Linked DNA regions of Homo sapiens: all the other regions are linked to region 2. Evidence: chromatin loops called from intact Hi-C (ENCODE). Cell type or tissue: PC-9. All regions are shown on one strand. Region 1 has its middle 89 kb from the start of LINC00520. Region 2 overlaps LINC02284 (long intergenic non-protein coding RNA 2284). Region 3 overlaps PELI2 (pellino E3 ubiquitin protein ligase family member 2). Region 4 has its middle 110 kb from the start of TMEM260. Region 5 overlaps TBPL2 (TATA-box binding protein like 2). Region 6 has its middle 5.4 kb from the start of TBPL2. Region 7 has its middle 6.3 kb from the start of LINC00520.

Region 1 (4,000 bases), 630 kb after region 2:
TAATTCTTGCCTGAATTATTACTATGTAATAATTAAAATAATATAAAAATTAATAAAAATAATTGTAATAATATTACAATAATAATTATTTCAACCACCATAGTGGTTGAAAATGGTGCTTTTGTAATTCTATCATTTGTATTTATTAATTGGCATTCTTCTACAAAGAAAGGCTTTCCCTTCTCCCCTCCCCTTTTATTTAGTATAAATATAGATGGATAGGTTCTTTTTTAATGCAATGAGTTATTACTCATAACTGTTATTACTAATTTTGATTCTCAGGTTGTCCGAAATTTGTCCAGGGGAGCCCCTTGAAGCAAATCCTGTGTCATTTTGACACACCTTCAGTTTTAAACACCTTATGGTGGTATTTAAAATGAAAGAAAGAAATCAAGGTTGAAATGCTGAAGAAGGAAGAAGAGCCACAAAGGACAAGACAAGAGAAAGATAGTTCTGATGACAATGAAACTCTTTTTAACTAAAACAGAACTCTTGTCTTCAGCCAGAGCTCTCTGTTGTCCACCGCTGGGACTTAGATATATTCAGGAGCCACAGGGACAGGCCTGACAACAGGAAACATACATGGAAAGTCTCCTGGGAAGAACTCAAGATTTTTCACCTGATGGACTTTAAAGTATTAAGGCATGCCTGGCAAATAGTCTATTTTCAGAAGGGTGAAGGAAGGTAGGACTCATCCTAAGGAAAGAGACAGTTGGGCACAATGGATTGGTCCTTGGTTGTTAAAGGAGAATAGAAGTTATTAAAAATGAAAGTATGGGGGATACTACAGGAATCCACCTCCAGCCAGCCCTGTAGGTGAGAGAGAGGTAACTGAGAGGAATGGGAACTCTAGCTCATGGAGGTTCAAGCAACACTGCTTTGGAACCCTTCTAGCAGAAGGCAACACACCGGGGAGACAGCTGCACTTCCCCTTGGCAGCACAGCTTGTTATGGAATGAATGTTTGTGTCCCTAAAATTCATACACTGAAATCCTAATCCCCAATGTGATGGTATTAGGAGGTGGGGCCTTTGGGTGGTAAATAGGTCATGTGGGTGGAGCCATCACGAATGGGATTAATGCCCTTATAAAAGGGATCCAGAGAGTTGTCCCTCTCGTCCTCGCTCTCGCTCTTGCTCTCTTCCTCCCATGTGAAGACCCAAAGAGAAGTGAGCAGCCTGCAACCCAGGAGAGGGCCTGGCCTTGCCAGAACCTGGCCATGCTGCACCCTGACCTCAGACTTCTAGACCTCCGAGCTGCGAGAAATACACTTCTGTTGTTTATAAACCATCTAGTCTATGGTAATTAGTTATAGCAGCCCTAATGAGCTAAGACACAACCCCATACAGCTTTGGTTTCCAGGGAAGCCACAGCAGAATCTACTTTGGCTGGCAGATCACTTGCACCTGGTGGAACAGTGCAGACACTACCAGAGAGGGCTTCTTTATGAGAACCTTGGGACTGACCCACAGAAATACATGAAATGGAAAAGAAGATGAACTATTTAGATAACTCTACATGAACAGCCTAGGCCGATTAATTTAGGCTACAAAATAAATAGTCCTTTGCCTGGGAAGTAGACATGGAAGTTATAATGATCCCTGAAACAAAGGCTCAGTGGGGTCCTCCTGTGTCTCAAGGCCAACTAGCTAGTAAGTAGTACTCACAGGACCTGAACTCCTAGTCCAACATCCTCTCCACCTAGCAGAAAGGAAATGAAGGCAGATGTGGAATTCCAGAAGGATGGAAAGAGAAGTCAACATCGCCACAGTAAGAAAAGTGTGGATGAGAATGATGTAGGAAGAGTCAGAATGGTCTGCATACGAGAGCCAAGAAGGTCACCTCAGGAACCCCAAGACTGAGGAAGAGATTCCATGGAAGCCAAAGGTACCCCAGGGCAGCACCGTTAAGGGACAGGAGAGATCAGGAACATGCCCTACTGGCTCTGCCTCAGATGACCAACAAACACGGTCCATAGTCAAATGGAATGGGGAGAATAAAGGAAAAACTGCACCTCAACGAAAGCAGAAATGATCACAGGCAGAATCACAGTGGGGAAAGAAGGCAAGAAGCAGGAACAATGAAACAAAAGTCGATGTCAGGCCTTTGTTGGGCAATACCCACTATTCATAAGTATTTGTGATAGACGAAGATGCCCTCAGGGAAACACTTCAACAAAAGCACAAGATCAAACCTTGACGGGAATGGCTGCCAGTCCCTAATACAAACCTTTGCTTATTTATTTTAAATCTCTGAGCATCACTTACAGGAAAAATAAACTTTCCTTCCAAAACTAAGTTTGCTTATATGCATTGTCTATTGCCTCCCCCTAGTGATTGGATATGTGAAATGCCATAAGAATCTATTGGCAGAGCTGGAGAAATTAAGTGACCGCGATGATGGTGATGACAATGACGATGATGATGATGATGATGCCTTTTTATACTTGAACAGTACTGCATGCTCCTCAAAGTGCTTTCACACAGGTAATTTCATGTATCTGGATAACTACTTTGTAAAATAGACAATATGGATTCCACTTCCAAATCATCTCACACTGACATTGCTTTGGAGCCTATTAATCAAAATCCGAGACAGAAAACTACCTAGGGATTTGGAGTCAGACCTACATTTGTAGCCTGGTGCCACCATGCACCCCTTTGTGATTTCGAGCCAGTGGCTTAAACCATGAGCCTCCATTTCCATATGTGTAAAAGGGGTTGAGACTGTATATATCATAGAGATACAATAACCACTATATGAATCATTCAGTACTGGCTTGAGCACTGTGCCTGGTGTGAGGTAAGACCTTTTAAAATGTCATGGTGGTGGTTGTTGTTGCTGCTGCTGCTGCTGCTGCTTGTTAATGGCATCTTTTAGGAGTGGTCTTTCACTTCCTCAGGATCACATTTATGATTTCTGAGCCTGCTGGGAGACAATTCTTCCTTGTATCTAACTGAAAAACATGTACTTTACTTAAATCTACTTTCAACCAGATGCAGGAGCTTGTGCCTGTAATCCCAGTGCTTTGGGAGGCTGAGGCAGGAGGATCGCTTAAGGCCAGGAGTTCAAGTCTGCAGTGAACCATGATCACACCACTGCACTACAGCCTGGGTGACAGAGCAAGACCCTGTCTCAGAAAAAAAAAAAAAAAATCTACTTCTCTTTCTCAATTTTCCTTATTTTCCAGTTATTTTTCCCTCCTTGGCCTGGCTTATGACCTGTCTTAGGGTTCATTTCTAAAGCAGAAGAACCTTGGCCTGACAAGAAGTGCAAAATTGCAGGGTGTCCTTTCCAGATGCTCCTTCAGATGCTATAAAGTCTGCCTGTCCAGCCTAGGAACCCTGGGAGCTAAGTGCAATCAGAAGAGCACATTAGACCAGGCGTTGCTCAGAACAATTCTCTTCCTCAAAGACTTTATCCCTGGTGGTTAAAGAGGAACTAGTGGTCATAAGAAAGTGTGGAAAAATCAGATAGGGAGCTTTTTAAGACTCTAAATCTGGCTTATTATCAGTGAGCAAGCTTATGAAGCACACATGCACCTGAGTGCATGCGCACACACACACACACAGAGGTTCACAGCAATTATGGGCTTATGAGATCTGCCTGGGGATAGCGAAAAGTAATTCCTGAAGTCAGCTACCAAAAATAGCTCCAGCACCTGGGCTTAGCAGACGTCAGGATGAAAAGCAAACAGCTTATTCTTGAGCAAACACTTTTGACACAACCACAAGTCACCCAGGCAGCCCTCATCGCAGGTGCTGGCCTGTCTCCACTTCATGGAGGAGTCAAGAGTCTGCCACATCCCATTAGGCCTTATGAAATAATAAGTAGGAGAGAAAGTAAAATGGTATTCAGGAACTACAGAAACTTCTTTATCCTGATGCTTCCTTCCTACTGCTGAAGAAAACACCATCCTTGCCACCTCCAAGTGGCAGAAGTCTATAATTCTTTTTCCTGCATACTAGGAAGGTCTTTCTCAATAGTTATGCCCTGGGATG
Region 2 (4,000 bases):
CAGACTATGTCGTTCTCTTCTCATCCAGAGTTACCCTAGTTATTTTGCTAAAGTACCTGATCCCATTCATTCACTCATAGATCTTACACTGAATGCCGGCCATGGGACCTAGGGCTGGGAACCTGGGGACACAAAGATGAATGAGTCTCAGTTCCTAACGTCAAGGGGTTCAGGGGCTACCAGGGAAAACCGACATGTAAAGATGTAGGTAGATCTGTAAAGAAACGTCCTGGAAACCACAGAAGTAATTGTCTCTGATGGGTGAGGAAAGGCTTTCTTTTCTCCTTGATACCTCTCCTGAGTGCCTCTGGTTGCCTCACTTTGGCATCTCATCTCTGCCCTGCCCACTCTGCCCAGTCCCCCTTGGGTATTGACATTTCTGCTAATATCTCCCTCTCTGCACTTCAGATCAGACCTCCAACCCCTAAAGTTATGATTGCAGGTCACAGAGGACAGGTTTGTGCACATAGTACTAATTTTTTCAAATATCTTAGCCATGAGCAGTTATTTTGTAGAGTAAATCAATGCTAATTCTTTAGAGCAAAGCAACATTAAAGTCTTTTTCTTTTTTTTTTTTTTCCTGAAGCACATTCTGAAGATTATAATCTACAAAGAGTACTAAAATGAGAAAGGATCCCTGGGCCTAGCTTGGTACTAATTTTTATTCATCTGATTTATAGAGTGGGTAGGTGAGGTAATGTCCTCCTCATCTCTGGACTGGGGATATGCTGACAGCTCCATCCATCAGGCAAGCTGTCAGAGCATAACGCTTCAAAGAAGCTGTTAAACAAAGGTCCAAATGGCTAACACTTCTAGGAGATGAAAAAGCAGAAGTTAACCTTAGTGTCCAGGGAAAAGTATTTTGCTCATCTAGTAGAGAAATGGATGTAGCAGTAAAGTCTTTAGACAAAGGTATTAGAATTTAAAGACAAATTCCAAATACATGCCTGGATTTCTGCTGCCTTTATGATTCTGGAAGCAATTCCTGGTTAAAATGTATTGATAAATAATCAGCCAGCAACGTTGATCTCACTGAAACTAGGATCCATCTTCATTAGCAAATTTAAGGATCACTTATGTCTATAAATATAGGGCAGAAGAAATAGAGGGGATGTAATCCAAAGTCCGCGGTTATGCCTGTCCACCAAGGAGCTGGATTGCAGCTGGTGGTCTTTAACAATTAGGGGCATGAGAAGGACAATGATCATTTACACAATGACATTAATAGTGTAGTTGGTGACCATTTTATGGTATCTTGAAGAATTTTAGGCACATACAAAACATCCAAAGGACATATTTTAGCTGCTAGGTTTAGTATATTTTCTTTCTTTCATTTCAACACCTTCAATGCCTTTCAACAGTTTTAGATCCCTCTGAGTTTTAGATCATCCAAGTTCCTCAAGGACAGAGAGAGGTTCCATTAGAGCATGACAGACTCATAGAACGACCTCTTTTGAAATCTAGGTCACACAGACAGCGAAAGTATCTCCAGTGGTCTCAGAGATCCTGGCCATGGCTCGGGGCGTGGAGAATAGCTTCAAGAATGGGGGCCTATGCAAGAGGGCCCTCAGCCGGCAGATGGCACTACAGTGTTTGGCAGTCTGAACTTCGTGCGTGCTCTTTAATAAGGGCCTTTTCTCATCATTCTACTCAAAGTGTTGTAATTCCCTCTGATTGTCTTCTCTGCCCTCATTTGACTTTGCTGAGTCATTCCATGCTGTGTCATGAAACTCTGTGCTGCTGCAGGAGACTCAGAAGAAGCTCTAAACACTTTGTGGCTGTTGGGATAACTCAACATGGGGGGCAGGCTGCCATGCCAAGAACCCCAGTGAGGGTGGCTGAGGAGAGGGTCTATGTACGGGGGTAGTGTGAACCCGAGGGTGATGAGGGAGACATAGCTTTGGGTGGCTCTAAGCCTCTCAAAGCATTTGAAGACTCCACTCTAAGTGAACCCTCCACCTCCCCACCTCTCTCTCTCTCACTCCCCTGCCCTGACCCAAAGGCTCCAAGTATCCATATTGCATGGGCAAGTGCATTCTCCTACAGGAAAGATGGGGATGCATGTCAACCTCATAAGCCCCACATAGAAGGGAGATTTCTATCTCCCAGCTGTGCCTGTCTCATTTTGCTTGGAGAAAGAAGGGGATCACAGAGGGGTGGATCACATGCTCCATAAAGGCAAATATTCTCCCCTAAAGAGAACCTCTTTGCTCCCACTGTTGGAGTTGGTGTCAAGGTGGAGTGGGGATGGGAAAGGATATATTTTTACAATCCTCTCCTAATGTCTAAGGAGGAAGGATCCCAAAGAAGATCCCCTAGTTGCTGAAGGAAGATGGGGGTGTTAAATTGATTCAGGTGGGTGGATGCAAATTGGAAGGGGGGAGGACACCTAAATTATTCTACATAATCAGAGGAGGAAAGAGATCAAGAGAAAAACTGGTGGGAGGCAGGGAGGACAAGAGAGAAGGAGACAACTAAGGTGGAGATTTTGATGAAGTGTTGTGTAGTGCAGCGTTTGATATATTCTCTTCTCCATCTTTCCAGAAACAGCCTGGAAAACCGACATTACCAAATAGTGCTTTACGAGTTCTATTGAGGTGGGGAGAAATGAAATTTGAGGAGGGGTTCAGTCTTGGGGAAGTGTTTGTGCGTGATCAAAAGGCAGGAGCAAGAACTGCCCGATGTGCTACGCCAGAACTGAACAACGTGATATAACTAGTGAAGAGTGAGGGACAGCACTCCACTTGGGTCTACTATTGCTATGGCCAAGGTCATTTTGCAGTGTCAGGGCCACTCTCCAGGTGAGTTATGGGGAGAGACCACAAAGAACCTGGAGAGATAGCATGTTTCATCCACCTCTGCTACTCTGCCAGTGATCTGAGAACAAAAGGCCCTCCCAGCCTAAAAGCAGGAATTTAGTGGGGCTCAGTGGAAGTGTTTGTTTTGATAAGAAGCTGCTTTAAAGCCACCATATGTTTGGTTTGATGGTGACACATGGCTGTAAGTGCAGCCTGGGCCCAGATACTAGCTTAGTCAGTGGTTCTCTACGTGTAGGCCCTGGTCCACAAATAACGATGTCACTTGGGAACTTGATAGAAATGTCAACTCTCAGACGCCAACCAAATCTGCCGAACCAGACACCTGAGAGGTAGGGCCCAGTGATGTTGTTAAACAAGTCCCCTTGGTGATCCTGATACATCCTGACATTTGAGAATAACTGGATTATGCAACAATTCTAAATGTTTGGTATCTGAACCCCAGTAGGGCTTGTCAAACACAGAATCCCAAAATCTCTAGCACAGACACCAGAGATTTTGGCTGTGTAAGCCTTGGGTGAGCTTGGCACCCTTTGTTTAATAAGCTCTGCAGTAATTCTTGTCCCCATCTAAGTTCGGGAACCACTAGAGCAACAGATTAAGAAGAAACTGAGTCCATATCCTGAAATTATGAGCTAATGTGGCTGGCAAATTGAACAACTTATTGAAACAATAGAGACCTTCCAGGATAAGTAAAGGAGCTTAATTAATGTTCCCAATTAATACAGGATGTCCTGCAGCTCATGGAGAGGAAGCTTTGGAGATTATACTTAGGGAAGAATTCTTCAACCTTAAGCTCAAAGCTTGACTTCAGAGAATTCAAGCAGTTATGGAATAAATGGGGCCCCAGGGAGTAACCCAGAGACTAATTCATACCTCACAGGGCAGCAGCTGTGGCCCCAAGTGTCCAATGCAGATAGGGCAGGGCACCCTGCTTCTCCAGGCAGGATCTAGAGTTCAAGAGTAGTCCTTAGAATCACCCAGGAGTTAGGAGGTGGGCACAAATGCAGATTCAGGTTCCTGAGCCCCTCTCAGGCCTGCTGAATCCATTTGTAGGATTGGTGACCAAGAATCTAAATTCCTACTGTGTGCCTTAGCTGTCTGTCATGCACATTCCAATTTGAGAACCACTGATCACCGAGTGTGGTTAGCATCACTTACACTTTGGTGAAAGGCAAAGACTA
Region 3 (4,000 bases), 92 kb after region 2:
CTCAAAAATATTTCAGTGACATCAAGATTCGCATGACGCATGCTAGGCATGTGTGATCCTTTATTCAGTGACTGAGTCAGGGCACACATTGATGGGACAGAGCAGTGAGAGACACACTCCTGGTGTCAGTCACTCTCAGTCTCTAACCTGAGTTCCCACAGAGCTGAACACACGAGCCACACATTTTGTCAGCCACTTGCTGCCCCAAATGCTGTGTAATTCCTTGTGTGTATTCCCATATTGCCTCCTCAGGGGAACACAAGCCCTTCCTTGTTCATGAGACACACCTGGAGCATGCTCAGTACTGGGGTTACAAAGAACAGTTCTTGTCCCTTAGATACTCACATGGGACTCTGCACCTAATAGTCCCAGAAATATCCGTTGAATTAAACTGACTGCACCTTGGAAGAGTTGAATGGAGGAGGAAGTGGTCTTTGGTGGGGATGCTGAGGCTGCAGGATTTAAATAGGAGGGAAAACGTTATCTGGGGGAGGAGAGGCTTTCACACTGATGTTAACAAACATGTAAATAAGAATAACCAACAATGTGATGAGGGTGGATGGGCAAATGCATGATATATGTAAAGGATGTTAAATGAAAGAGGGAACCATTAATGCCCAGGGCACAGGGCCTTACTTTTCTTCTCTCCCACCCCTATCCCTGCCTGGCACAGAGTAAATGCTCAATACCGCTTGAATTTTAGTGGACGTTAATTCCTTAAGCTTAGAATTCTCATATGTGAATGTTTGGAAACTAAAAGAGACCTGTACCAATCTTTTGAAGCCAATACACACTTCCGAGCATCACATAATCTATATCCCATGGCCAATTCACGGCACCACTATGACAGGGATTACCTGTTAACAGTACTCAAGCCTTTGTGGGAAAGGCCCAACGGAAACACAAACACCAAAACTGGACACAAACTGGGAGAGAAGATGTGCATTTTACTTTTTGAAATGACCATTAACCCTGCTTCCCTGAGACTTCCTAAGAAGAAACATGATATCCTCTACAAGTGGCATGGCAGGAGCAGCCGCAGCACATGGACTGCCCTTCTCATGGCATTCAGCAACCCCCGGGGAGGGTTTTCAACAGCCAAGCCCCAGAATACTAAGGAGCAGCAACAGCCCTCTCGGTGTCTCCTCTGTGCCTGAGCCTGATTAGAGTCACCCCTTTTCTCTACACCTCCCAACCAGCTTCTCATGTTGCAGATTCAAGGCCAAATTCCTGGGCCTGGAATTCAAGACTCCAGGATCCGGCCTCCTCATGGCACCCTTCAGGTCAGCCTCCCCATCCATGCTCCTGCATGCCTTCCTTCTGCTTCCCAACCCTCCATGTTCTCCTGTGCCTCTCCACCAAGGCTCCCTGCCAGCCTGGAGGCTCCTTCTCACAGTCACCCTCAGCAGAACGGTAAGCCACCTCTTGTGTGAAGCTTTCCCTGACTCTCCTGATGATCGGGATGTATCGCTTCTTTTTCTGGGCTGTTTTAATTCTCTGTGCTTCAATTCTTTCAGATTAAAAAAAAAAAGGAATAATGATCTGTATTCTCTCACTTCAGAGTCCTTGATCTTAAAAAGTTAAAGAATAAATTAAAATGTGCGCGAAACTTAATGTTCTCATTATTTACTATGCTCAAAGAAGCCACATATTTGGTCGGCTCATATGACATGTTCGTTGCATAATAGCAGCATGGTAGACGCTGAAAATTATTTTTGGACTGTATTTCACATTTAGGCAACTACTTTTAATGGTTTAAATCAACCCAAATATTCTGAAAATATAGTTTAACTGATTATATTCAATCTGATCGTGCTAAAAAATTGCCAAATGGAGCATCAACACTGGAGCCAGTTACGTGGCAGCTAGCCTAACAAAATCAAAATAGCACTGACACTTTTCCTTCTCTTGGCAATAAAACAGTGGGCATTTTTAGACATTTTTCAGACACTTTCCAAAGTATAGACATCTGTCGTTTATATTTCAAGTTTCTCCAAATATAGAATATAGTGTCATCCTTCCAGACTGGGTAGCAAAGATTACTCACTAAATGACTACTTTCTTAACAAGATTCCATGAAGGCATCTGACAAGGTCTGTCTCGACATTTCTATACATACAATGGAGAAATATAGTTAGAAGATAATACCCAAAGTAGATTTATACCTGGGTGAATGATTATACCTATAAAATCAGTTTCAACATAACAGGAGCCCTCTGGTGGCAACTACAGAATTCTGTCTTGTGTTAATCCATGATTTTCAAGATGTTAACGAAAGTAGGTTGATCACAATTTTTAAAATGAAGCAATACCAAAGACAGTGAATCCACTGATGACAGGGTCAAAATCTACCCAATGACTACATTATAAAAACAGGCCAAATGTAACAAGATAAGGCATTTTTAAAGTGATAAATGTACATTTATATGTGTAGGTTCAGACAATCAACTCTCATGAATAAAGATCTATGCTCAAGCAGTCCCCTGCACCACTATTTCTAACAGCATGCAGACAACCTAAACATCCATCCGTAAGGGGACAGCTAAATAAATTAAGGGGATAGAGTATACTTTGTAGCAACAAAAAGAAAAACTACAGTTGACTGAAATAATAATCGGAAGAATATACACGATAAATCTTGGGTGATAAAAGTAGTTTAAGCATTGTATACAGAGACTGTTCCCATTCCTGTTTTGGTTTTGAAAGAATTCCGTGTGTGTATGTTGATTTTCATACACACATTATGTATGTGTTTGTACATATAATAGCAACATTTGAGCACTTGCTGTGTACCAGACACAATTCTACAGGTCCATTATATTTATTAACTCAATCTTTTCAGAGACACAGGTACACATTCGTATCTCTGTATTTTATTTAGGTACAGAAAGTAAGCAGTAGACCAACAACGTAAAAAGGTACTCTCGTATCACACTACCACATGGTTACTGGGGTGGAGAAGGTTTTTCTTATATATTTCTGTATAGTTTAAAGGTTTTTCAGAAGAATGTAATATTTCTTAAATTCTAAAAAGGAAACGTGGCCAAGATAGTAAGTATGAGAAAAATTGCACAATATAAGTCAATGTATGATGGAATAATTAAATGGGATAGGAGACACAGCGCTGCTACTTCCTAGGTAAATTACCTTGAACAATTTACTTAACTTTTGAGTCTTAGTTTCCCAGCGTACTACAGATAATCAAAACTATTTGCAAAGTAATATGGGTTAAATAAAGTAATGCATAACCATGTCAAGCCCATACTTCCTGGTACACAGTTGGCCTACGTCCGTAAACACTGCTTTTAACAGAGAAACAACACAAAAAAATCACTCTAATCAATACTGGTAGACCACGCTTGTCCTGAAGAGCACTCAAATGCAGAGGCTCGGAGAGGCCAGAAAGGAGAAGGACATGGGAAACACAGGAGGAAGGGTTGAAAGAATTAGTGCAACTTGCCCTGGAAGTGATGTCTTAGGGGAAGATTAGCAGCTTAAGTAGTTATTAACATTAGAGAAAATGTTGACTTTTTCTGTTTGGCTGTGATGGACAGAATCAAAACCAAGGTATAAAAGTTACGGTTAAAGGGAAGGGGGATCAGATTTGAGTGTAAATATATAAACCTTGTAACAGTTACAGCTGTTGAAAATGGTACCAAGTTGCCCAGTAATGGAGTTGTTATTCTTGTCAAGTCATAGCAAACTTTACAACCTCTGTTTGCCCCATGAGAGAAAGTACATGGAGAACGCACCAGGTGCACTCCAGAGGAGATCCATGCTTGCAGAGGAAGGATAAAGTAGATTACTCCTGAAGTCTCCTGTAACTTTAAGATTTATATGATCTATGGCATTCAAAGGCACTCTGCAGTTCGAAAAGTCTATTAGTTTAGTAGCTACAGTCATCTTTCAATGTCCATGGTGGACTGGTTCCAGGACTCCTGCAGATACCAAAATCTGAGGATGCTCAAGTCTCTTACATAAATTGGTATAGTATTTGCAT
Region 4 (4,000 bases), 130 kb before region 2:
TCCACATAGCTGTTCAACTGCTTTGTTTAGTTTTCTCAGTCATACATGGCAGAGCAAACTACAAAACATCATTTTCCTTGACATGCCCATCCAGAACCAATTGTTTAAAACTGGATGTTTAAATTTGGGCATTTAGAATTATTAAATCACCAGGAGCTGAACTGTAGTGAATTGTAAAGAAAGGTAAGAACGTGGCTAATCAAAGTCCTCTTCAATTCAATAGGTATTTGCTGACAACCTAATATATACCAGGCATGTGTGTGGAATGAAAGGGTTTCTCTTTCAGCTGCAGCATTTCCCCATTATGCTGAAAGGGCTAATTTCAAACTGATGATGAACCTCTGTTTCTTCAAACAGATGATGAACCTCTTTGTTTCATGGTTTTTGTTTTCATGAGTTATCCAACAATTTCACTTTCCTGAAACCAGATTCTGCTACAGACGCCCCTCAAGGACTCCAAGGTATATCTGTTCTTTTAAACAGGTCTATGTATTGCTCAAATACCTATCAGACTTCTCATGGGACAATCCAAATTTTTCATCTCTCTGGCTTCCTTTGTTTAAAGAAGTTAACATTGCCACGATTCTTGGTTGTTATATTCTATTATCTAGCTTACAATATACAAAGACTCCCTGGCATTACAGCTATTTCAAAGAGGTCATATTTTCAATTTTGTAAATTTTCCAAATGAATATCATTTGAAATATTTAGTTTAAAACGATGCTAGCTTTCTGAGAACCTGTCATAATTTTCCCAGTATAGCCTTAACACAAAATATGTTAGAGCAAAATAAAATCTCTTTAAATCTTTCATTTCAGAAAATGACCTTCAATGCAGTCCATAAGCATTTATTGAGTACTGTGGGAGATCCTAAGATTGAAATACAATTTTTTTGCAACTAGGGCCTTATAATTTTAATGGAGAACCAAAATATAAAGATATGTATGTATGTGTGTATATGTGTGTGTATATATATATATACACACATATATGTATATATATACATATATATACATATATATGTATATATATACATATATACATATATATGTATATATATACACATATATGTGTATATATATACATATATATGTATGTGTATATATATACATATATATATATGTGTGTGTATATATATATATATATATATTTTTTTTTTTTTTTTTTTCTTTTTTGAGACAGAGTCTTACTTTGTTGCCCAGGCTGGAGTGCAGCAGTGTGATCTCGGCTCACTGCAACCTCCATCTCCACCTCCTGGGCTCAGGTAATCCTTCCACCTCATCCTCTCAAGTAGCTGGGATTACAGAGATGCGCCACCACGTCTGGCTAATTTTTGTATTTTTTTGTAGACAACTATTAGCGTGCTTTTGCCATGTTAGCCAAGCTGGTCCTGAACTCCTGGCCTCAAGTGATCTGCCCGCTTTGGCCTTCCAAAGTGCTGGGATTACAGGCATTAGCCACCATTCCCGGCCTGTATTTATATATTTTAAGGGATTAAGATAGCAATGAAAAGTAATTTTCATGGGCCTTCCAGGGAAGGGGAGGGTGAGAGGAAAGAAGAGAGGAGAGAGAGAGACAAAGTTTGGGGTAGGTGTCCACAAGCAAGTAGGAACTTAGAGTCTTCCTGAAGTCATCTACTTTGCAGGGGAAGGGTCTTAATAATGATAATGTTAATAATAATAACTAATGTCTATTTGGTGTCTGTACACTGCACGTCCTGATATTAAATTGTTGTTCACTTACTGTTCGCTTAGAATATTCACATAAAAAAATATTTATTAAGCTTTACCATGGTGCTGGGATACAGAAGAAAGAGTGGATAGAAGATAGCTATGCAAATAAAGAAAGAAACATATAATAGAAGTAGGCACCGAGTGTGGCCATGTATTTCCTCTTAAGTGGCAACACGTTCTTGCATTTTTACACAAAGCTAGAACTCATTGATACTCAGAGGCTGTAATGAGAATTTCTACGGAATGTAGCTTTTATCTCTGCAGTATTAACTTTGGTCAAAAGATGGCAGCAAAGTTCAGCTAGCTCTTCGGAAACCACTTCTCAAAAGTGAGGGGAGAAGGGAGTAACTATTCACATCTTTTACAGGTTAATGGGCAAGTTGGGGAAAGGTTGTCTTGCCGCCTACACATGAAATTGTTTTCGAATTGTATATCACAATATTTATTAAACATTAAAATATCACAAGTTCAATGTAAGCCAGGTTATAATATTCAAATTATATTTATTCATTCACTTGTTAATTTACAAATGTAAATATTCATTAATTTCCCAAATGTTTTAGTACCTGCTAGGCATTAGCACTACACTGAGAGCTGATGATACTTGTCGACCAGAATATACACAGTTCCAGCTCTCATTGAACATAGGGCCTAGAGTGGGAATGATATTAAAAAGATAAATAAAGAAATGAACTTGTAATTAATTATTCATAGAATGTAATTACCTGTGGTAATTATATTGTATTTTTTCAGTTTCCTAGTACTTGAGAGTAACAGAAAATACTCAAGCATTTATTTTTCAATTGCTTGACTAATTATTCAGTTGCCTAGGACAGTACCTGGCACAAAGTAGGTGCTTAGTAAAGAGCTGTTAAGTGAGTGAAGGAGTGTAATTACAAATCTGAGATACACATGTCCAGAACATGACTGGAGACAAGTTTCTAATGAAGGAACATGACCTGGGTCTGGGAAAGTGATGTAGGTCTGAAGGATGAGTAGGAGGTAACTAGATGGCTGTGTATGTGTGTGGATTGGAGGTGGGGAGTCTCTGGGCATACAGTAGACCATGAGTAAAGGCCCTGTGACGATGGTGGTTGTGGGGTAGGGAGGGGGTGGAGAGGAGGCATGGGAACATGTCTTGCTACAGGGAACTAAAAGACCAGTGCGGCCTCAGCACAGGGAGTCAGGGGGTTGAACAGTGATGCACAACATAGACTTTGGTGTAAAGAATGAGTAGGAGAGGGACGAGAGTGGATTTGGGTAGAACAGGTGGGAAGCTGTTGCAGTCCAGGTGAGAGATGGTGGTAGCTTAGACTAGGGGGTGGGCTAATGGAGTGGGAAGTTGTCAAAGTCACCCGATGGGAGCACATGATTATATACAGACTATAGAGTGTGAGGGAGAGAGGAGCTCCAAGGATTACTGACTTGTGCAATGGGGTGTGGTAGAAAGGAAATTCTGGAGGAAAACCAATTTGGGGGAGGAGGGAAGATCCTAAGTTCTATCTGAAACATTCTGAGAATTTGAGACATCCTAGTAGAAATATTAAGTCCATAATTACATTGAAGGGACAGAGCACAGAGAGGTCTGGAGTGGAAATTGATTTGGGAGCCATTGGCATGTAGATGACATTTGAAAAGAAAAGGCCTGGTTGAATCCACATATGAAGAGAGTATAGGGAAAGAAATGGGGACTAAGACTAGCCTTGGGGAACTCACACTAGGTGCCTGGTGGAGAAGGATGGCGGCAAACAAAACAGAAGTAGCCAGAGAAGAAAAGAGGAGAGCCAGGAAAGAGTGTGTGAGTGCAATGGACAGAACTCTGGACACAGGAAGACCTTTCTCATGTTCTGAGAAAGGTTGGCATCTCCATCCTCCACCACAGTCCTTCCATCCAGCCTGTTCATTCACCCATTTAACTGTGGCCCTTGCTAGCTCCAACACAAATGTCCTTGGCTCTTGGTAGAGCCAGTCCCAGGAAGATAATGTATTTTGAGCCACCAAAACTATAGATCATGGCAAATAGAGAGCAAAGAATAATGACATGGACATTGGTGGAAGAATTTATTTACAGTTCCAAAGAAAAAGACCACTGGACTAAGAGTTAGGAAGCCAGAGATCCAATCTGAGCTCCCCCACTGGCCTGCTGTGCCAGTTTAGGGATTTCTCTGGCTATGCTTTATTTCAGTGTTATCATCATTAAATTTCAGGGCAGGAGACTGTGGTGGGTGGGTGGGCAAAGAGAAGGAAGAAAGTAAGAGAAAATAATA
Region 5 (4,000 bases), 900 kb after region 2:
TGCGCCCTGGCCGGAGCGGGTTCCGAGGCTGCTCGCTCCGCGCTTACCCTCTTACCCGCCCCCACCCCCAACAGTGGGATTACGGTCCATGGAGCAGGAGGAGACCTACCTGGAGCTCTACCTGGACCAGTGCGCCGCTCAGGTGAGGCTGCCGCCACTGTCCCAGAGTCAGGACCCAAGTCCCGCCCGGTCCTGTGCCAAGGGCTTTGCCTTCGTTCCTCTTAAAACTCATAGCGACCATAAGAGGCGGGCTTGGTTTCCCAAGTCATTAAGTTGAAGGTTAGAAGCTTCGAAAAGTGAAATAATTTGACCAAGGTTGCCAAACAGAGCTCGAACTTCATCTAGCACGAATCCAGAACCGTTCACTCAGTTACCAGATTACATGGCCCTTCCCAGGTTGTTCTGGTTTTTGATTGATTGATTGATTGATTGATTGATTTTTCTCTGAGATGGAGTCTCGCCCAGGCTGGAGTGCAGTGGCGCGATCTCAGCTCACTGCAACCTCCGCCTCCTGGGTTCAAGCGATTCTCGTGCCTCAGCCTCCCGTGTAGCTGGGATTTCAGGCACACGCACCACACCTGGCTAATTTTTTTTTTTTTTTTTTTTTGAGACAGAGTCTCGCTCTGTCACCCAGGCTGGAGTGCAGTGGCGCGATCTCGGCTCACTGCAAGCTCTGCCTCCCAGGTTCACGCCATTCTCCTACCTCAGCCTCCCGAGTAGCTGGGACTACAGGAGCCCGCCACTACGCCCGGCTAATTTTTTTGTATTTTTAGTAGAGACAGTGTTTCACCGTGTTAGCCAGGATGGTCTCGATCTCCTGACCTCGTGATCCACCCGCCTTGGCCTCCCAAAGTGCTGGGATTACAGGCGTGAGCCACCATGCCCGGCTAATTTTTGTATTTTTTAGTAGAGACGGGGGGGGGTTTGCTTTTCTCCCCAGGCTGGTGTTGAACTCTTGACCTCAAGTCATCCCACCCACCTTGGCCTCCCGAAGTGCTGGGATTTCAGGCGTGAGCCACCACTCCTGGCCCCCCGCCTGGTTCTAAAGGACATGCACAGAGAGTGCATTGTGCTAGCTGTAGTGACTTCAGGTTCCCACGGGTTTCTGCTTTGACAGGGGAAACAGAGAGCCCCTGTCCCCTGCAGCATGGATGCCAGTACTAGGCCTCCCTCTAGAAGTCAAGTCTCTGGTGGAGCTGGTGGTTGCAGGGTTTGCCAAATGTCAACTAGAAACACCTGTGGCTTTTTTTTTTTTTTTTAAAGTTAATTACTCTTAAGACTTAAAAATCCTTAGCATTGGGCAGGGTGAGGTGGCTCACGCCTGTAATCCCAGCACTTTGGGAGGCCGAGGCACGTGGCTCATTTGAGGTCAGGAGTTCAAGACCAGCCTGGCCAACATGGCGAAACTTCGCCTCTGCTAAAAAATACAAAAATTAGCTGGGCGTGGTGGCAGGAGCCTGTAGTCCCAGCTACTCGGGAGGCTGAGGCAGGAGAATTGCTTGCATCCAGGAGGAAGAGGTTGCAGTGAGCCGAGATGGTGCCACTGCACTCCAGCCTGGGCGACAGAGTGAGACTCCGTCTCAAAAAAAAAAAAAGGCAAGAGAGCAACTTACTTTTTTTTTTTTTTTTTTGGTGGGAGAATTTTTTTATAAAGACAATGATCAGCACTGAGGTAGAAATGGTGACTTTCCCTAGCATTTAACACAGCAAAGAAGAGCCCAGACAGGAAAGGTTCTGAGAAAGGTAAGTGGATACAGTTTAACAAAAATGACTAAAGATTCTGAAGCCAAGGATGCAGTGAACGTGCTACACAGACATGTTCTGAGGAGAGTCACTACAGGCAGACCCTGCAGGGAGCCGGTCAAGTTTCCATTACCATAAAACATCCTCCTTCAAATCCTCGCCATTGCCTTACATTCTTGTGTACGTGTAGCTTTGTTCCCTGATAAAATGCCATGATGGGGAAGGGGAAGGGGAAGGGAGACACTGACTGTTGCAGCTTTGGTGCTTTAGCGTAAATTGCGGGAGGAGACCCTTTACATCTGGGACAGGTGAGACCAAGGAAACCCTGCAGTGGAATTGGGGCCCATTGTCCCCATCTCACTTTTCTTAGGCCACTCTGTGGGTTGAGGGTGGGGAAAGATGGGAGCGTATCATGTATTCATAATGAAATAGAGGTCAAAAATCTTATTTCAAGAGAATAGCTTGATTTTGTTTTTAATTCTAAGTGCTTTCTTTAAACAATTAGTCACCCCTGCCACCTGCTGGACTTGTAGTAACAGAACACTCCAATAGGCTCCAGTCAGACGTACATTAGCGGAGGTAGCATTGTCACTGAGAAGATGCAACACGGTGCATTCCTGACCCTTCAGTGGTCAGAAAAGAAATAAGATCTTTTTGAGTTTCTCCTGCAAGCAGTGCTCAAAATCTGGAGTCCAGGCCCGTAACTTGAGTGAAGCAGGTGGTAATGCATTTATCAAGCTAATCGATTTTTTCCCATAATAAAGTCCATGAATTTTACATTAGTTGCTTTCCTCAGGTGCACACATCATTCTCTCCGTTGCTGGATAATGGTAGTTGAGCAGCCTTCCCTGGACTGAAAATAAATTGATTTACACTATTCTTACCATTTAAGTTTCAATAACTTTTTTCCTAGTGTAAATTCTTCTAACTAGAACATTACAAGAATTCTTATTACGCCTTTGCCTAGAAGGAATAACCATGGGTCTTTAGTGAGTCTTGATTAGCATTCAACTATATCTTAAACTTCCTTCATTTATTCTATTTACATTTAAAACTCAAAATTATTTCAAAGTAAAGTCAACTAAAGTTTATAATTAACTTAAATAATACAGTATATCTGTTCTCTTCAAAGTATACAACAATTTAGAGCATGGTTGCTCAATTGCCTCTATTGCAAAATTGGACTTAGAGAGTGGCAACTTACTAGAGATCTAACCAAAGTAGCTAAGATAGTTTATGAAGAATGCTTTTTCTGCATTTTAAAATATTCTTTTCTGTTTCCATTAAGTGTGCTGTAACTGTAATAGAATCATTTTTTAGATGGAGTCTCGCTCTGATACCCAGGCTGGAGTGCAGTAGCATGATCTCGACTCACTGCAACCTCTGCCTCCCAGGTTCAAGAGATTCTCATGCCTCAGCCTCCCCAGTAGCTGGGATTACAGGCAGGCACTACCATGCTCTGCTAATTTTTGCATTTTTAGTAGAGACGTGGTTTCACCACATTGGCCAGGCTAGTCTCAAAACTCCTAGCCTCCAGCCATCCGCCTGCCTCAGCCTTCCAAAGTGCTGGGATTACAGGCGTGAGCTACCACATCTGGCCTGTAGTAGAATCTTAATGGCATTTTCTAGAAAAAAGCAGTGCATGAATACAAGCAATCTTGAACTGCCTCTTACACTGAATACATTGCCTGCCTGCCTGCCATAGTGACATCCCTTTTGTGTAACATGCTGTTCTGTCTGTTGTGTTTTTGTCTGTCTGTTTTGGGAACTGCCTAGGATGGCCTTGCCCCACCCAGGTCTCCCCTGTTCAGCCCAGTTGTACCTTATGATATGTACATACTGAATGCATCCAATCCGGATACTGCATTTAATTCGAACCCTGAAGTCAAAGAAACATCTGGTGATTTCTCATCTGTGGATCTTAGCTTCCTACCAGATGAAGTTACCCAGGAAAATAAAGACCAGCCTGTCATTAGCAAACACGAAACTGAAGAAAATTCTGAAAGCCAAAGTCCACAAAGTAGGTTGCCATCACCCAGCGAACAGGACGTTGGGCTGGGCTTAAACAGCAGCAGTTTGTCAAATTCCCATTCACAGCTGCACCCTGGTGATACTGACTCAGTCCAGCCCTCTCCTGAGAAACCAAACTCCGACTCCTTGTCTCTGGCATCCATAACTCCCATGACACCAATGACCCCTATTTCAGAATGTTGTGGAATTGTACCTCAACTACAGTAAGTTTTTATTTTTGTTTTAA
Region 6 (4,000 bases), 890 kb after region 2:
TCAGACCGAAGTCTTCTAGAAGATTTTTAATTTTTATGGGTACCTAGTAGATGTATATAGAAGATTTTCATTGTTAGTACAAGTACAAACACATACAAAAATCCATTCCTAGTCAGGTGCACACAAAGTGGAGTTCAGGCCAGGCATGGCACTTTGGGAGGCCGAGGCAGGCGGATCACCTGAGTTCAGGCGTTCGAGACCAGCCTGACCAAAGTGGTGAAACCCCGTCTCTACTAAAAATACAAACAAATTAGCTGGGTGTGGTGGTGTGCACCTATAATCCCAGCTACTCAGGAGGCTGAGGCAGGAGAATTGCTTGAACCCAGCAGGCAAAGGTTGCAGTGAGCCAAGATCGTGCCACTCCACTCCAGCCTGGGCGACAGAGTGAGGCCCTGTCTCAAAAAAAAAAAAAAAAAAGTGGAGTTCAGAGCAGACAGAAGCTGAAATCTTCATCCATATTTTCCCAAGCAAATACGGTAAAACCTAATCTCCCTGTTTTGCTGTGCGTGGCAGGAGACAGGTAGCTACTGTCTGGGATCAGACATCCCTGATGTGCTCAGCGTGGAAAATGGTAAAGCAACTCTCTCCTGCCCAGAATCAGTGCTGATTGATTGGTTCTGTTTCCATGAAACAACTGCCAAAACGATGCTTATAAATAACACTTCCCAGTTATAATATGCTTTCTAAAAGAATGCATTATTTATTGTAGAAACGCTGTGATGGAATATGTTCACACAGAAAGAAAATAATAGGGATCAGTCAAGGGAGAAAAAGAAACTTGTGAAATTTTAATTCTTGTCTTTAATATTACGTGAAATTAAGCCATTTTCCTGAGAAACTTTAAACACAGCAAGTCTTCTTTATGGCCAGTGTATAGCACTGCCTGAGAAGGAAAGCTGCACCATTATGATTCAAGATTTTCAGTGGACTGGGGTTGGTGAGCAAAGACTATGGAGATCAAGGTTATCTGTGTTGTGCTTCAGCAGCTCCTGACTAAGCCATTACACAGGCTCCTTCCCAGATGCTGAAGTTCATGCTCCACCTCCACCAAAAAGGGGGAGGAAGAATTACTGTGGGTTTTTATTTCAAACGATTACTGAAAGGACAAGAATTCATTGAATTTTGATCTAGAAAAGGCCTCTGTGCAGTGCTCAAATCCACCTCCCTATTCTTGTGTATAAAATCACTGTCTGGAAACTGACAGCTCCATGTAGAGATCAATCACACCCAATGTCCATGGCTTCTAAAAGAAAGAGAAGGCTGCATTTAGCAAATATTGCCACCATTAAAAAAAAGTTCTCTCCCAACATGGCTTCTAGAAACCTAATCTCATTTATGCAAATTCTTTTCCGTTTTTTCCTGGGCAGCGAAATTGCCCCTCACATTTAACAACCATCAAGATAGTGTGAATGTGGATTACTCTACAAGCACTTTCCGTTTAGCTCCTATAAATAGGACCTCCTTGTATAAAATAGCACATATATTCACATTGACTGATACAGTAACTAATCTTATTTATTTTTGGAAGTACCCTCTGGTCTTCTGCCATGGAGAAGTAGCTACCCTTTTTTTCTTTAACATTTAGGGAATGCATGCTCCCCCCCCTTTTTTTTTTCCTCTCTCCCCTCAAAGCTGTTTGTTTTCTCCCCAAACCAGAAGGTATTCCCCTCATGGAGATGAAAGTGCGCCCCCTAGTGAACAATGTTTCTCAACATCCCTCCAACACTGAATTTCCATCTTCATTATTCTTGCCAGAGAATCCCAGGCCCCAGTGGTGACGTGACTGCATTTGAGAGGTTGAGGTTCAGTGCCCAGGGCTTAGGAGCTTTTCAAGGGACAGTAAAATTGTTTGAGAGCTAAGAAAGTCTGTTGACTCCAAACATTTTTTTCTATTCCAAAACTGAAATTAGTGAATTTGATTAAATGTCTATAAAATATCAACTAATCATAAGCAATTCAACTCTTAAATTGTTACATATAAATTATATTTAATGTAGAATGTAGGTTCATTTTTAAATTGTCTATGAAGAGGCCAGGCATTGTGGCTCACGCCTATAATCCCAGCACTTTGGGAGGCCAAGGTTGGGGGGGGATTGCTTGAGCCCAGAAGTTCAAGACTAGCCAGGGCAACATAGCAAGACCCTCAGCTCTACAAAAATTTTTGTTTTAATTTCCAGCTAATTTTTTAAAATTTTGTGTAGAGATGGGAGTTTTCACCTGTAGACAGGTGTGTGGTACACACCTGCAGTCATAACTAATACTTAGGAGGCTGAGGTGGGAGGATTACTTGAGCCTGGGAGGTTGAGGCTGCAGTGAGCCATGACCACACCACTGCACTCCAGCCTGGAGTGTCTCAAATATATATTATATGTATATATGTGTGTGTATATATATATATATATATATATATATATATATATATATTTTTTTTTTTTTTTCTGTGAGGAGGGACAGGTCCTCTTAAAATACGAGTAAAAGCCATATTTTCCATAGAATTGACCTCTGTTCAAGACTCTTCATGACCATGAATATGCACTCCTGTCTTAACATTATTCTTTTAAAGATTCTAATAACAATACTTCATACTTGCAAAGTGCTTAGTAAAAGTTTACGTATGGCCACAGCACAGTGACTCACGTCTATAATCCCAGCACTTTGGGAGGCCAAGGCAGGTGGATTGCTTGAGCCCAGAAATTCAAGACCAGCCTGAGCAACAAGGCAAAACCCCATCTCTACAAAAAAATACAAAAAATTAGCTGGGTGTGGTGGCGCAAGCCTAGAGGCCCAACTACTTGGGAGGCTGAGCGGGGAGGATCACCTGAGCCTGGGATGTCAAAGCTGCAGTGAACTGTGATTGTGCCACTGCACTCCAGCATGAGCAACAGAGTGAGACCTTATATCAAAAAAAAAAAAAAAGTTAACATATGCTTCTATTTAAGGCATTTAATCTTTACAACAGTAAATTGAGAAAGAAAAGAATGAATTGGATATAGTAGTTTTTCGGTTTTCTTCTTTTTTTGCCAAAGTATAAAATATTATAAATTCTGAAGCCAAAAAAAAAAAAAAGTCAGAATCAAAACAGATAACCACCACAGTTCAAAAGAAAACAAACTAATTTGAAATGGTCTATGTAAGCCTTTGGTAAGGGACAATACATAGCAAATGACTCCATAGTCAGACACTCTGGGACGAGTTACTCAACCTCTCTGTGCCTCAGTATCCTCAACTGTAACGTGGGGACAAAAAGAGTATTTATCTCACCAGGTCTTCGAGACATTTAAATGAGTTCATATATGTGAAACACTTAGAATAGCGTGTGGTACATAGTAAGAGCTGAATAAATGCTAGCAATTAACTGTTAGTCAATCAAACCATAGCAATCTTTGATTCCCAGAAAAGAATAGCTTAAGATTTTGGGCTGGGCGCAGTGGCTCACACCTGTAATCTCAACACTTTGGGAGGCCGAGGCAGACAGATCACCTGAGGTCAGGAGTTTGAGACCAGCCTGGCCAACATGGTGAAACCCCATCTATACTTAAAAAAAAAAGTGCAAAAGTTAGCTGGGCGAGGTAGCACGAGCCTGTAATCCCAGCTACTCCAGAGGCTAAGACGGGAAAATTGCTTGGACCCGGGAGGCAGAGACTGCAGTGAGCTGAGATCGCACCACTGCACTCCCCGCCTGAGTGACAGTGCAAGACCCTATCTCAAAAAATAATTTAAAAAAAAACAAGATCTTGTATAAATCTCAAACAACTAAAACACTCACAAAACAATCACTAATATTATATTTTGAAACATTTTACCTGGAAACAATCTCAAACTTACAAAAAGTTACAGGAATAAAAATAAGGAACGTTGGTACACCTTTTACCCAAATGAGCTTATTACCATTTTATTCCTCTATTATTTGCATGGCACATCACTGCAAATTTGTGTCTCTACTTATTATAATTTTGATGTATTTGTTTTCTCTTGTAAAGTAACAAATTACCACAAATTT
Region 7 (4,000 bases), 540 kb after region 2:
GTAATGATGCAGTCTCTCTGGGTCAGTCTGGTATCTCCATCAAGTTGTGGATCTTACTTTGTCCACATTGTGATGCCTCCTGCCCTGGAAAAGGTAAATCCCGGCTGGGCAAACATCCATCTACCTAACAAGAGAGAGAGGAGAAGACTGCAGACCTCAAGAAGTTCTTGGCAGCTTGGCCCTGCAGAAGACATAGAGGTTTGTCAGGTCTTAGTTTAGGTTCCTCCATAAACCAACCCTGAGACCAGGATTTAGGTGCAAGTGTTTCTGTGGAGGTGACCAGAATGCACAATGACTGAGCTGGAAGTTGAGATAGGGAAGGGAAGCGAGCCAATTAAGGAGTATAAATGAGAAACTTGCAATTGCAGACAGCCAGGACTCAGTCCTACTGGGACCCTCTTAGGGACTGTGCAGCACACATCTCAGAATTGATCACTGTGTCCCTTATTGGCTGAGCGAGGCTCCTGGAGTATTGATTCCCCAGCACTTCAAGTCTGTTCCCAGGAAGCACAGCCAGAGAATATTCTCATCCAGGGAGCCGAGGAAGCCATTGTGCCTGTACAGGAGCTGTCTATGAATGATGTCCACCATAGACTAAGGGGACTTGGGCCGGGCGCCAACAACTCCTGCTACATCTAATGACAGATAGTGAGCTTGTTAGAACAGTGCCCCATGGGTAGAGGTGTTTTAGAATATCTCAGATTTTTGTTAACTTCCTAGAAACCCTCTCGAAAAATCCTTAAATAGACACAGTTACATAAATGAGCCTCTTCATGATTTCTTTGAAAGAATGATTCATGTGCATGAAACAAAGCCTTCCCCACTTGTGGCTTGGGTTTTGCCCTTCCTGGAATCTTAATCCAGGGCCTCCAAAGCTTTGAGTAGGAAGTTCAGACACTGGGAGGAGGTCAGATCTCACCATTTTTCCATGGAGACCAGGCAGGAAAAGAGACAGAGTAGTCTGTTTTGCAGTGCTTTGAAGTTCAGATGAAAAGCCCAGCAGGGAGGCACACACACCCTTCCCCAAAGTATGGGTGTGCAGTGGGGAGCTCAGGAACTGGTGGAATAAACTGGATTCTACTGAGAAAATATAATCTCTCCCCCCAGGTGCCCTTCCACCACCCATCTAGACACGCCTACTTTCAAAAGCCCTGGGCAGAACAGGCTTACTTTGAACAACAGAACCATATCAGGGAAAATTTCCTGGAATTCAGACATGGAAAAACTCACCCAACTACCATGTGATACCTTGATCCATGAAGCTCCCACTCCCCGCAGGCACTGTTAACCCCTATAGGGCCTTTCAATAATATCCTCATTCAACTAAATGTCACATTGGTCTTTGCCAACAAAGAGGAATTTTCCACATGCTTTGCTGCCTCTGTTACATTCTTGAAAACGGCAGGTGATTCTGCATGGAAGGTTCCAAGAAGGAAGAAACGTCTCCTTATTCCCAGGCTACAGCCCACATTGAAGGTCCACCATTGAACAAAAAGATGGGAGTAGGTCAAGAAGTTTTCTGCAACTACAGCTTTAGAATAAAAATTGCTGATAAACAGTTCACCCAGGTGATGGTGAGAGGGTCACAAGGTAGACAACAAGGAAGTCAGAGTCCTGTGTTCCTGTTGACTCTTACTGATTTTGTGGCCTTGGATGAATCATTTGACCTATCAAGACTTGTAAATTGATGAGTCACTTAGGAATAGTAAATACAGTCAGCTTTTAGAACACTGCCCTCTACCTAGAACAGAACCTCAGCAACTACAACTGTGCCATAGCCCCTAGAAGAGTCCCTTGCATGCAATATAGGCACTCAATATTTGGTGACTGAATGAATGAGTGAATGTGGTAAACATGTCTACTGCTCTGACTCCTGCACCCAGGGCAGACATTACTAATCAACTGTGACTGTTTTTCATGCAAAAAGTAGATGCAGTGTCAGAATTCTGCTTAGCATAACTCTCCAGACAGGCACAACCAATCTATTAGAGATCACATGTGAAATGTTATCTATTTGCCGTTCCTGAATGAGCTCTAGTATTTTTCCACATTAAACTTTCCTAGTAAGGGAAATACTAAAAGATAGATGGATTGTCACTCAGAGAAAATAAACACAATTGAATATTTCGATCTTGTTTGTCTGCATAAGAATCGATATTTTTTCATCCTGACTAGTGCAGAAAATGCATTTGTTCAGTGAAGACTCCATAATATCAGGCTACTTGGAGTTCTTGCAGCCAAACCCACATTCCTAGAGCCCTGTGGGAGCCATTCAATTTCTCACCCCAATCATGTAGAAGAAAATTGGCTCCAAGGCATATCCCCATCCTGGCAATTAGACACCTCTGGTCAGTGTTAACTCTAGGAGGGTCTAATGTCTGGGATCTGGTTTGTCATCTGAGGGCCATACTCCCTACCAAGTTCACATTGGTGAAATATCAAGGACAACAATAAAAGGAAAAAGAAGCTACAGAGAGGCAATAGAGAGTGAGATAGGAAGAGGGGATTTTCAACACAGAAATCTTCAATGTTTTTAGCCCTCACTGGCTGAGCTGCCTGGAAATAGTTGGTAGCATTAATCCATTGTCTTTTGTGGAAGGCTGTGTAACAGCTTGATGGGTTCATCTTGCTTCTGATTAGACAGAGTGAATTTATCAAGACAGGGGAATTGCTAAAGAGAAAGAGTTTAATTCATACAGAGCTGGCTGAACAGAAGATTGCAGTTTTATTCAGCCTCCATGAAAATTTAGAGGCTAGGATTTTTAAAAGATAGTTTGGCAGGCAGGGGCCTAGGGAATGGGGAATACTGATTGGTCAGGTCAGGGATGGAATCACAGGGAGTCAAAGCTGTCCTCTTGCACTGAGTTTGTTCCCAGGTGGGGACCATGAGATGAGCCAGTTTACTGGTCTGGGTGGCACCAGCTGATCCATCAGAATACAGAGTCTGAAAAATATCTCAAACACCAATCTTTATGATAGTGATGCCATCTATAGGAGCAACTGGGGTGATTAGTGATCTTGTGGCCTGTAGCTACAAGACTCCTGAACCATAATCTCTAATCTTGTCACTAATTGTTGGTTTTACAAAGGCAACCTGGTCTCCAAGTGATATGGTTAGGCTTCGAGTCCCCACCCAAATCTCATCTTGTATTGTAATCCCCAGGTGTTGAGGGAGAGACCTGGTGGGAGGTAATTGGATCATGGGGGTGGTTTCCTCTTTGCTGTTCTCATGACAGGGAGTTCTCACAAGATCTCATGGTTTTATAAATTGCAGTTTCCCCTGGGCTTTTCACTCTCCCACCTGCCGCCATGTAAGACATGCCTGCTTTCCCCTTTTGCCATGATTGTAAGTTTCCTGAGGCCTCTCCAGCCATGCAGAACTGTGAGTCAATTAAACTGCTTTCCTTTATAAATTACCCAGTCTCAGGTAGTATCTTTATAGCATTGTGAAAACAGACTAATACACCAAGCAAGGAGAGAGTTTGTTTGGGGAGAGGCTGTTATCATCTTTGTTTCAAAGTTAAACTATAAACTAAATTCCTTTCAAAGTTAGCTTGGCCTACCCCGGGAATAAACAAAGGCAGCTTGGAGTTTAAAGGCAAGATGGAGTCAGTTAGGTCAGGTCTCTTTCACTGTCTTAATTTTCTCACTGTTACAATTTTTGCAAAGGAGGTTTCATCTGAATGACTATCTTGGGCACAAATATTAAAGCCCACCAAATGGCTTTTGGAACATCATCAAAAGAAAAGTATGAAGTTGCCAATCTTCACATTTGAACAGAGCTGTGAATATCTTGGGGATAGCTGATGACTCATGCTCCTCTGCACAGTGCTCACCTAAGCAAGCTATAACCACCCGATGGGTTCTTCCTGCCTGCTGCACAAACAAAATCAACTTACCAAGACCATGGCATTGCAGTAAAGAAAGAGTTCAATTGACATGAGGAGACAGTTATTACTCAAATCAATCTCCCCAAGTGCTCATAGGTTAGGGTTTTTTT

The links. Peaks named below come from ENCODE experiments on the same cell type or tissue, not always from the same donor. Only the 100,000 strongest peaks of a DNase experiment are listed, where the experiment ranks them.
Region 1: it touches region 2 in a loop (21-fold over the local background); 71 of 110 quality-filtered maps call a loop at or near these places.
Region 3: it touches region 2 in a loop (2.0-fold over the local background); 6 of 110 quality-filtered maps call a loop at or near these places.
Region 4: a loop joins it to region 2, with 8 times the contacts of the local background. A loop is called at or near these places in 9 of 110 quality-filtered maps.
Region 5: a loop joins it to region 2, with 17 times the contacts of the local background. A loop is called at or near these places in 18 of 110 quality-filtered maps.
Region 6: a loop joins it to region 2, with 17 times the contacts of the local background. A loop is called at or near these places in 18 of 110 quality-filtered maps.
Region 7: it touches region 2 in a loop (21-fold over the local background); 2 of 110 quality-filtered maps call a loop at or near these places.

Annotation. Positions count from the first base shown.
Region 1 is chr14:55,705,855-55,709,854 of GRCh38, reverse strand. No RefSeq gene overlaps it. Among named protein-coding and RNA genes, the nearest start is that of LINC00520, 89 kb to the left of the region's middle. In PC-9, CTCF peaks have their summits at 2,122 and 2,328 (motif pointing left); DNase peaks (open chromatin) are centred at 2,324 and 3,684.
Region 2 is chr14:56,337,863-56,341,862 of GRCh38, reverse strand. All of the region lies in intron 5 of LINC02284 (long intergenic non-protein coding RNA 2284), which reads right to left. Among named protein-coding and RNA genes, the nearest start is that of LINC02284, 29 kb to the right of the region's middle. In PC-9, CTCF peaks have their summits at 1,341 and 1,541 (motif pointing right); a DNase peak (open chromatin) is centred at 1,652; H3K27ac peaks cover 556 bases.
Region 3 is chr14:56,245,903-56,249,902 of GRCh38, reverse strand. The region is part of intron 2 of PELI2 (pellino E3 ubiquitin protein ligase family member 2); the gene reads right to left. Among named protein-coding and RNA genes, the nearest start is that of LINC02284, 63 kb to the left of the region's middle. In PC-9, a CTCF peak has its summit at 2,205 (motif pointing left); no DNase peak of the experiment used is centred here.
Region 4 is chr14:56,472,636-56,476,635 of GRCh38, reverse strand. No RefSeq gene overlaps it. Among named protein-coding and RNA genes, the nearest start is that of TMEM260, 110 kb to the left of the region's middle. In PC-9, CTCF peaks have their summits at 1,844 and 2,045 (motif pointing right); no DNase peak of the experiment used is centred here.
Region 5 is chr14:55,436,538-55,440,537 of GRCh38, reverse strand. TBPL2 (TATA-box binding protein like 2) reads left to right here. Exons shown (of 7, transcript NM_199047.3): 1 at 1-142; 2 at 3,520-3,977. The coding sequence starts at 89. It also overlaps a transcript of FBXO34 not described here. Among named protein-coding and RNA genes, the nearest start is that of TBPL2, 2.1 kb to the left of the region's middle. In PC-9, a CTCF peak has its summit at 2,259 (motif pointing left); a DNase peak (open chromatin) is centred at 2,277.
Region 6 is chr14:55,444,031-55,448,030 of GRCh38, reverse strand. No RefSeq gene overlaps it. Among named protein-coding and RNA genes, the nearest start is that of TBPL2, 5.4 kb to the right of the region's middle. RefSeq lists enhancers at 1-346, 111-611, 1,686-1,775. In PC-9, CTCF peaks have their summits at 1,476 and 1,676 (motif pointing left); no DNase peak of the experiment used is centred here; H3K27ac peaks cover 1,391 bases.
Region 7 is chr14:55,800,935-55,804,934 of GRCh38, reverse strand. No RefSeq gene overlaps it. Among named protein-coding and RNA genes, the nearest start is that of LINC00520, 6.3 kb to the right of the region's middle. RefSeq lists an enhancer at 281-1,480. In PC-9, a CTCF peak has its summit at 1,775; a DNase peak (open chromatin) is centred at 1,654; H3K4me3 peaks cover 369 bases; H3K27ac peaks cover 2,406 bases.